Regions from separate parts of the Homo sapiens genome. Here region 1 is linked to region 2. The links are chromatin loops, found by intact Hi-C in ENCODE. Cell type or tissue: IMR-90. All regions are shown on one strand. Links, peaks and the distances in the headings refer to the core of each region. The heading gives the core; the rest is flanking DNA.

The links. A loop is a pair of places that touch in the nucleus more often than their neighbours do. Peaks named below come from ENCODE experiments on the same cell type or tissue, not always from the same donor. Only the 100,000 strongest peaks of a DNase experiment are listed, where the experiment ranks them.
Region 1: a loop joins it to region 2, with 4 times the contacts of the local background. A loop is called at or near these places in 1 of 110 quality-filtered maps.

The regions. Positions count from the first base shown.
Region 1 is chr10:76,581,461-76,585,867 of GRCh38, reverse strand. No RefSeq gene overlaps it. Among named protein-coding and RNA genes, the nearest start is that of KCNMA1-AS1, 300 kb to the left of the region's middle. In IMR-90, for the core only: no CTCF peak of the experiment used is centred there; DNase peaks (open chromatin) are centred at 1,957 and 3,137; H3K27ac peaks cover 632 bases.
Region 2 is chr10:76,638,746-76,643,152 of GRCh38, reverse strand. No RefSeq gene overlaps it. Among named protein-coding and RNA genes, the nearest start is that of KCNMA1-AS1, 250 kb to the left of the region's middle. In IMR-90, for the core only: no CTCF peak of the experiment used is centred there; a DNase peak (open chromatin) is centred at 2,172; H3K27ac peaks cover 893 bases.

The DNA.
Region 1 (4,407 bases), core at 85-4,084, 57 kb after region 2:
GATATGATCAGCTAGATTATTAAAGAATAACTTTAGAGGATCACTAGACATTTGAAAAGATTTTCAATCTCAGTACTCAGGAAAATGTTAAAAAAAAAACTAAAAACTAGTATTAAGGTACCATTTAGATGTCTTTTAGATGTGAAAATATGAAAAAGTACGAAAGTACGAAGTGCTGGTGTGAATACGAAATATTGGGAAGTATACGGTCCTGGTGGTGGTATAACATTTTTCTAGATATTTGTCAATGTTAAATAAAATTAAAGACACAAACAGCCCACATATGACTTCAAATCCATCTCTGAATGTATATCATGAAGAAATTCTCACACATATCAAGGACAACAAATGAACAAAATTATTTGCTACAATATTACTTGCTGTAGCAAATAGTAGTGAAAAACTGGAAACAAACTAAATATCCATTCATAGAAGAAAATTGAAAAAATTTGAACTCCAGCTAAATTTGTTAATTGATATTAACACATTTTACAGAGGTAATGCTGGATGAAAAAAGCAAGGTGTGGAATATAAGTTCAATAAGATGGCATTTAAATTAACTTCAAACAGTCTGCAAAATATTACAGTATATATTTCCTGTATATATACATATATAAGAAGGCCATAAAATCATGTTTAGGAATTGCAAACACTAAAATGAGGACAGTAGATTCCTCTGTGGAGGGATATTGGGAAATAAATGAGGGAAGGACACCTAAGATGGTGTACTTATGTACACCTAAGAAGGTACACCGTCTTGAAACCCCATCTCTACTAAAAATACAAAAATTAGATGGGTGTGGTGGCACATGCCTGTAACCCCAGCTACTTGGGAGGCTGAGGCAGGAGAATCACTTGAGCCCAGGAGACGGAGGTTGCAGTGAGCCGAGATTATGCCACAGTACTCCAGCCTAGCCGACAGAGTGAGACTCTGTCCTCCCCGCCCCCCGACCCACCCAAAAAAAGATTAAAAAAAAGAAGGTGCACCATCTTAGGTGACCTTATTATAGGGCCTTTATTTACTTTGTTGTGTTTGTTTTTTATTTTGTTTTGTTTTGTTTACTGAGGCAGAGTCTCACTCTGTCTTCCAGGCTGGAGTGCAATGGCGCAATCTCGGCTCACTGCAACCTCCACCTCCAGGGTTCAAGCGATTCTTGTGCCTCAGCTTCCTGAGTATCTCGGATTACAGGCATGCGTCACCACGCCTGGCTAATTTGGGATTTTTAGTACAGACGTGGTTTCACCATATTGGCCAGGTTGGTCTCGAACTCCTGACCTCAGGTGATCTGCCCACCTTGGCCTCCAAAAGTGCTAGAGATTACAGGTGTGAGCCACCGTGCCCAGCCTCTTTATTTACTTTGAATGTTTTATGGAACAAAGATATTCAAAGTAAATAAATCAAAACACTAAAAGTTGCTAAAGGTGAGTGTTGATTATATCAGGTATGTGATGTGTTTTTCTCTATTTTTGTAATACATCTTGTGGTAAAATATACAAACACATAAATAATGATTGAGGTTAACAAAAGACAAAGGAATCTCTGATTTCTATAATAGATAAAGGAACTATGTCTTTAAACATTGCAGAAAAAAATAAAACATACGAACATAACAATAAGCCAAGCTGTTATTCAAGTAGAGGAGAAACATGAAGACATTTTCAAATATAACTTGACATACACTTTTTAGCTCTTTTTTCGGGGTGGATAGTCTAGGAATAAAATTACCCAATGATGAAATCTAGCCAAATGAAAAAGAATGGCACTATGTAATTTAAAAAGTATGCTGTACCCGACGGTAGAAACCAGTGGTGCAACATCTAAAACTTGCTGAGAGAGTGAAAGTGTGACCCTGGCATGCAAAACACTCAGAGATTACAGGACTGAAATTCCTTCTTAAGAAGAAAAGTACTCCAAGATCAAATCCAACTTAGTGGCAAGAATCAAAACAAAACACTCAGAAATAGAGACACTCCAGAGAAATGACTGTTAGTGAGCAATAAGTTAATGTAAATAAAGAACTAAGACAATTCTACTAGGGACATCATGATTACAGAATGTAGATGTCATAACTCTTGGTAAGTATGCTTGGAATGCGGGGGTAGGTGTCTTGACAGGCATACTTAAAGGATACTTAAAGGGCTACTGACCCATCTCTCTTAGCATGAATTCAATCATCACTATAAAATCAATGTGGAATTTTAAAAAGTATAATACTTCCACAATCTTTTACAGTTGGATGTTCATATTTTTTTAACCATGGATAATTTAGGCATTTATATCTCTTGTGGTAGAGAAACAGCTAAAGTTAAACAGCTCTCTTCATTTTTCTTCTTTTATTCTTGTTAAAATAACATTGTTTTTATTAAAACAACATAGCATAATCCTGTTATATACAATTTTTTCTTTCATCCATCCATTTTTCCATCCATCTGTATTTGTGCATCAAGATAAGTCTAGAAGACTGGCATCTAATTTTATGAAATATTTTTGGACAGTATGATTTGGATATTTTTAAATTATCTGTTTTGGTTGTATATTTTTTCTTTATACTTTGTGAACTGCTTGAAAATTTTGAGGATCATGTGTAATTAAAAAAAAAAAATTGGCCAGGCATGATGGCTCACACCTGTAATTCCAGCATTTTGGGAGGCCGAGGCAGCCAGATCATTTCTGGTCAGGAGTTGGAGACCAGAGTGGCCAACATGGCAAATCCCTGTATCTATTAAAAACACAAAAATTAGCTGGGTGTGATGGTACAGGCTTGTAATCCCTGCTACTTGGGAGGCGGAGGCAGGAGAATTGCTTGAACCCAGGAGGTGGAAGCTGCAGTGAGCCGAGATGGCACCACCACACTCCAGCTTGGGCAGCAGAGAAAGACTCTGTCTCAAAACAAACAAACAATAAATAAATAAATTATAGAAACATTATTGTAAAAATAAAAGTGGAGGACAAATATAAGAGTTCTCATGTAAGAACAGGTCTTGCTGACTGCTGGGTTATGGGGAATGAAGAAAAAGAAGTCAAAGTCATGCTGAGATTTAGAGGCTGGGCCTCCAAGAGAACAGCAGAACCATGGACAGAATAGGGAACCCAGCAGAGAACAGGACTGACGGGAGCAAGCAGCTTCCTTCAGACTAGAATATACACATTCCAGTGGTTACTATCAGTGTATGAGGCAGCACCAGTTAGAAAGACATATTTAGGAGTAAATGCTGTGGAAGTGTGAGCCAGAGTCATGGAAAAGGATGAGATTCCAAGAGTGCTGTGTGCATGGGGAGGGCCCATGGGTCCTGACATAAGTTGACACCATCATTGCATTCAGGCAGGTCCCCCAGAAGGAGATATTCTATTGAAAGGGTCATTTCCAGTCACCAAACACAAAACCAGAGCAGAAAGTGGCTGAAGCCAAGATGGAGCCGCATATGTGGCCCAAACTTATCTCGACATTCCCCAGTGTAGGTTACCACAAAAACACCTACTCTGGGCCCTGTCATTCTCAAATTTCAGGCTCAACTTGGGTCACTGAGACACCAGAATTCTCCTTCCATTTCATCATTGACTCAAGGCGTTTGGAGAGGGAGACCAACACCATAGTTGATTTACCACCCTGCCAGGGACTCCAAGGAATTTTCAGTGGGAAGCATACTCAGAGCCTATATGTGCCATTGACTTCTTTATCAAATAATTTTTGTCAGATATTTTAATGAACGCACTTATCAAGTCTCACGTTATTTGAAAATGCTTAACTACGAGCCAATGTATTAAGAGCCATTAAATGCATATATCTCCCATTAGTAGGCTGGAAGGCTGGATTAAAGATCACATACACCCCCATCATCATACATCATGCCTAATGCCAGTTAACCTTCACTTTTGGGCTGGAGCTAATCAAGCCAGGCTCCCCCACCAGGTGAGCTTCATTACCACCTGTTACTTTCACTGGGCAAGAGGCTTGGCCATGGATTTTTATTTACAAGAAATATTTGACTTTGGCAGACTGTCAAGAGAACTAACATTTCAAAATAATGCCTGAGAGTAATATTTATGAAACTATTTACACAGTGTTACTGAGAAGCTAGCTCTCCTCTCCCATTATAAATCACTCTCAAGCCAAGTCAGAAGAGCAGGTTTGCCAAATACTTAGATCCTGGAGGATCTGCAGCAGAGATCACTATATTAAAAGAATAAGAATCATCAGAAGTTATTGGTGGGGAAAATGCTGGCAGCACAAAAATTACACACAGAAATGTGGGAAAGAACTGGCAGATTGAGAGCCTTGACTTGGAGAGCGATGCAGAGAACAAATAAAGACAGCAGACAAACTCACAGCAAACCAGTGTGGCCAGCCCTGGACCCCCACCTCCCCGACCCTCCCCAGCTGGAGTGCATGCAGTTTGGGTGGCCGA
Region 2 (4,407 bases), core at 162-4,161:
ATATACCATGTGGCTGAGTTCACCCCACCAGGCAAACCTTAAACCTTTTGCATTTTGTGAATTTCATTACCTCAAATTGCAATATTAATAACTGAAATGTGCAGCTGAGAAAATGCTAATTTTCTGCTTTTCCTTTCATTTTATTTTTTCATCTACTTTCCCCTCTAATTAAAAAAGTGGGGAAGGTAAAGAAATAGGGAGAGAGGGATGGGGGAAAGCCAATGGGGAGGAAGTCCACCACACATAGTCACAATGTCAGACAACTTTATGAAAGGGGAAACTGAGGTCAAGAGGGAGATTCAATTTGCCCAGGGTTACTCAGCTTAGGAGTGGCCTTGCAATAAGCTTCCCACTGTAAACTCAGGGCTCTTCAGCTTCATTTTCTTACTAATTCTTTTCTGAGGCCCCAAATCCAAATGGGGAAATGGATCCAACAGCAAATAAAGAAAAGGCAAAAGCCAAATTTTCTTTGAGCTTCTCCAACTACTTTTCTTTCATTCCACTGTCTGGTTTATCAACATCACTCTGATCTTGAAGAGGGCAGAATGACTTTGAAGTACTGGCATTCAAAGAAGGTTCATGTCACAGACCACAAAAGAAACGCATTCTCTCTTTGGTTGCATCATTCCCAAGCAGAAGAATAATTTAACTCACAAAATAGCCTGCATGGACAGAGCCCTTAGGGCTCCACATTATAATCAATAATATTCCCTTCAGCCAGTGAGCTGGCACCTTTACAGGGATGGCTGGTCCCCACTTCTTGTGGAGAAACAGATACAGGGTTCTGAGATGGAAAGCCTGGTTGACAGCCCTGGCTTCCCCTTGAGCAGCCTGCTGTCTGGGTCGTCTGGAAAAGAGAAAGGGTCAGTGTGACCTCCAGTCAGACTTTCCAATGAATCTAGACCAGGGCTGCCCTGACACTTGGCAGGCTCATAGAATCAACAACAAAAAAATCATATAGATGAATTTTTATTCCAAGAAATTTGATCATAAAACATATATTTGTCTGTTTCTTGATTAGAATGCATCTGAAGGCAATGCCAACTTGGCCCCAATGAAGGGATGAGGAACGAGATGAATAAAAATGGAAATGCAGGCTCCCACCCCAGAAGGAGATACTCCTAAATGTCAAGCATCAACTTCTAGAACTTCCCCCACCCAAGGGCACTGAGAGTTTCCTTCTAAGGGGAAACTTCGCTTCAAGACTTCACTATCCCTCACACCTTATACACCCGGGAGTCATTTCTGTTTTGTTATCCTGTTTGGAATCCAAATGCATTATTCTAGAATGTGCTGGAGGTCCCTCTGCCTGGGTCCTTGCAGAGGTGTTTTTGAGGAAGGGTGGCAACTCCAGGGCAGTGATCCAGCTCCTACCTCCATCACTGGGGGAATAAGAACCAAATGCTTCAAGTAGGAGGTGGGGAGAGGAGAAGAATGCCCCCAAGAGGGTTTGGCTTAGTTAGGGGACTCCTTTCCAAATGACCCAGAAACCCAGTGGATAGAGTGGAAACAGATTTAATGGGGCAGAAGATGAGGAAAAAGAGGAAACATGCAAGAGAGGAAGATGAAAGTCAGAAGCTAATGCCCATCAAACAGAAGACAGGAGGAAAAGGGATTTTCCTCACACCATCAATCCTGTCCAGAAGTGACTTACCCTTTCTTGGTCAGTTTATTGAATCCAAAAGTGCTTACCCCAGCCAACAGCATTCACTCTCCCTTCTCTCACCTCTCCCCTCAAGTCCCTGCTGTTCTCCCCCTAACAGATGGTATCACACACAAGCTTTTTTTTTTTTTTTTTTTTTTGCTTCTGATGCTAAGCATGATTTACAGGCTTGAGTTATTATTTATCATTATTCATTTTCTGTCAGCAGTGCATTGAAGGTTAATAGAAATGCCAGCATGCTCACTGATTTACTTAGTAAAATATTTGTTCCAAGGTTTAGGTCATATGATTGGTGTCTGAGTGAGTTTCAGGTTTATGCATTATGAAAAGCAAGATGACTTGACCTTCAGCCACTAACACTAGCACCATCTATTACTTTAGTGAGTGACCTTCAGAGACCTAAGACACAGTAGATGTATTCAACACATGTTAGCCTCCTCCATATTGCTGGCATTGTATACATACCAGCTGAGTTTATGCAATGTAAGCCGAGCCCTGGAGCCCATCTAATGAATGGGAGGCAGATGAGATGTAAACTTAGGCTAAACCAGATCCTCTTCTTAAGATAATAAACTGGATTTGCAGCCCAGCTGCACTGAGTGTCTGTATATACACAGGGAATAATTGCTTCGCATTGCCTCCTGGGCTCCTTGCGGCTCGGCGGAGAGAAGGATGCAGACAGAAGTGCAATTCTGAAGGAAATTTGTTTTAGATGAGCAATTAGACAGGGCTCCAAAGGAAGAATGGACTTGGAAGGACCCACTATGCTAGCGTCATTGTAATGTGGTTGCAGGCCGGGGATGCCAGGGAAGGGAGATGGTGAAGAAGGAAGAGACATGAGCCTTCTAATTAGAAGCTTGGAGCCAGGTTAGCAGAAGAGATTTAACTAGCATTACAGTGATGTAGAAAATAAAAACTATGTTAAAAGCAATGAGTGGGTAATTAATTTCTAAAGAGCCAGTTCTAATTATTAGTGTAGAGGTAATGCAGTATCACAGTGAAATGTGTTTAAGTCACAGGCCAAGATTTAGTGTGCATGAGTTTGAATCCCAGATCCACTGTACAAGTTGACTTAACCTACTTAAGCCCAAGTTTTCTTATTAAAACAACAATAAGGTACCAGGTCTTGAGGCTGCTGAGAGGGTCCATTGAGATGACAAATGTAATGTGCCTAGCACAGGGACTGGTGTCTTCACCAAATGTGCACCAGTTTTGTAAGTTTTGTGAATAAATGGCAAAGAGATTGCTGAGAGCAGCTGGCCAATCTTCATGTTTGAGGAGGGACTTGATCTGCCAGCGGCAAAAGAAATGATGTTTGTTGGAGGAGAAAAATGGGCTTTGCAAGAACAGAAAGCCTGCTGGATGCCCGAAACATGTTGCAACTCTGGGGTCAGAAACAAAGGTCAGAATGTTTAAGAGTTGGACTTTTTGTTTTCTATTCCTAAACTATGCTCTTTCCCTAAAGTTCTCCAAAGAGGTCACTAATGTCCCCTGTCACCAGCTATCACTTACTTTCAAACCCAGAGAAATTTCTTTAGGCCTTTAGAATTGCATCAGTCATAGTTTTAGAACTCCATGATCAACTGATATTTTCCAAGGAGTCTTCCCAGTCACTCCCCCGATCCATCCCCTCCCTTCCTTGTTGTTGACACAGGCCATTACCAGCTGGACTTCCCACCTTACAGGTAACACATGTGATGTCTAAGTTCATCAACTTGGATTTAAGTGACTGGGCCTACTTCAACTCTTTATGACTGCGGAAGAAAGTAGGTGTTTTGTTCCTTAAATTACTGCCTTTGATATCTGCTGAGCAGAGAGTTTAATACTCCAGAACCACATGCACATCTCCTGGAAGCAGCATGACCCCTCTTTCCCACATGTTGTACATTAAGAGAATAGTCTATATTAGGCAAGCGTCAGGGAAGGTGGCTTAACAAGCAGTGGAAATATCTTAACCAGAAACTAAACATAAGGCAGTTTTCTTCAAAGAAAGCAAATACTGGAAATGAATCCAGAGATTTACATCAGCGTAGAGGAGAAGGCTAAAATTATATTTTATAATATGTTATATATAATTATAATATATATTTATATATTATGAAATATATAAATAAAAATATATAATAACAGATATTTATGTTATATATACACATATATACGTATATATGTATATATGTACATATGTATGTATATATGTATGTATGTATATATGTATATATACATATATATGTATATATGTATATATACGTATATATGTATATATGTATATATATGTATATATGTACGTATATATGTATATATGTGTATATATGTATATATATATGTGTGTATATATATACACACACATACATATATATATATATATATATACACACACACACACATACTTTTTTAAATAAGAGACAGGATCTCTCTCTGTCACCCAGGTTGGAGTGCAGTGGCATGATCATAGCTCACTTACAAACTTGACCTCCCTGGCTCAAGTGATCCTCCTGCCTTAGCCTCCCAAGTAGCTGGAACTACAGCTGCATGGCACTAAGCCCACCTGATTTTTTATTTTCTTGTAGAGATGATGTCTCATTATGTTGCTCAGCCTTGTCTGGAACTCCTGGGCTCAAGCAATCCTCCCACCTCAGCCTCTGAAGTAGCTGGGACTACAGGTACTTGCCACCAGCCCTGGCTAGCTTTCATCTTTTTTGTAGAGATGGGACATCACTATGTTGTGAAGGCTGGTCTCAAACTCC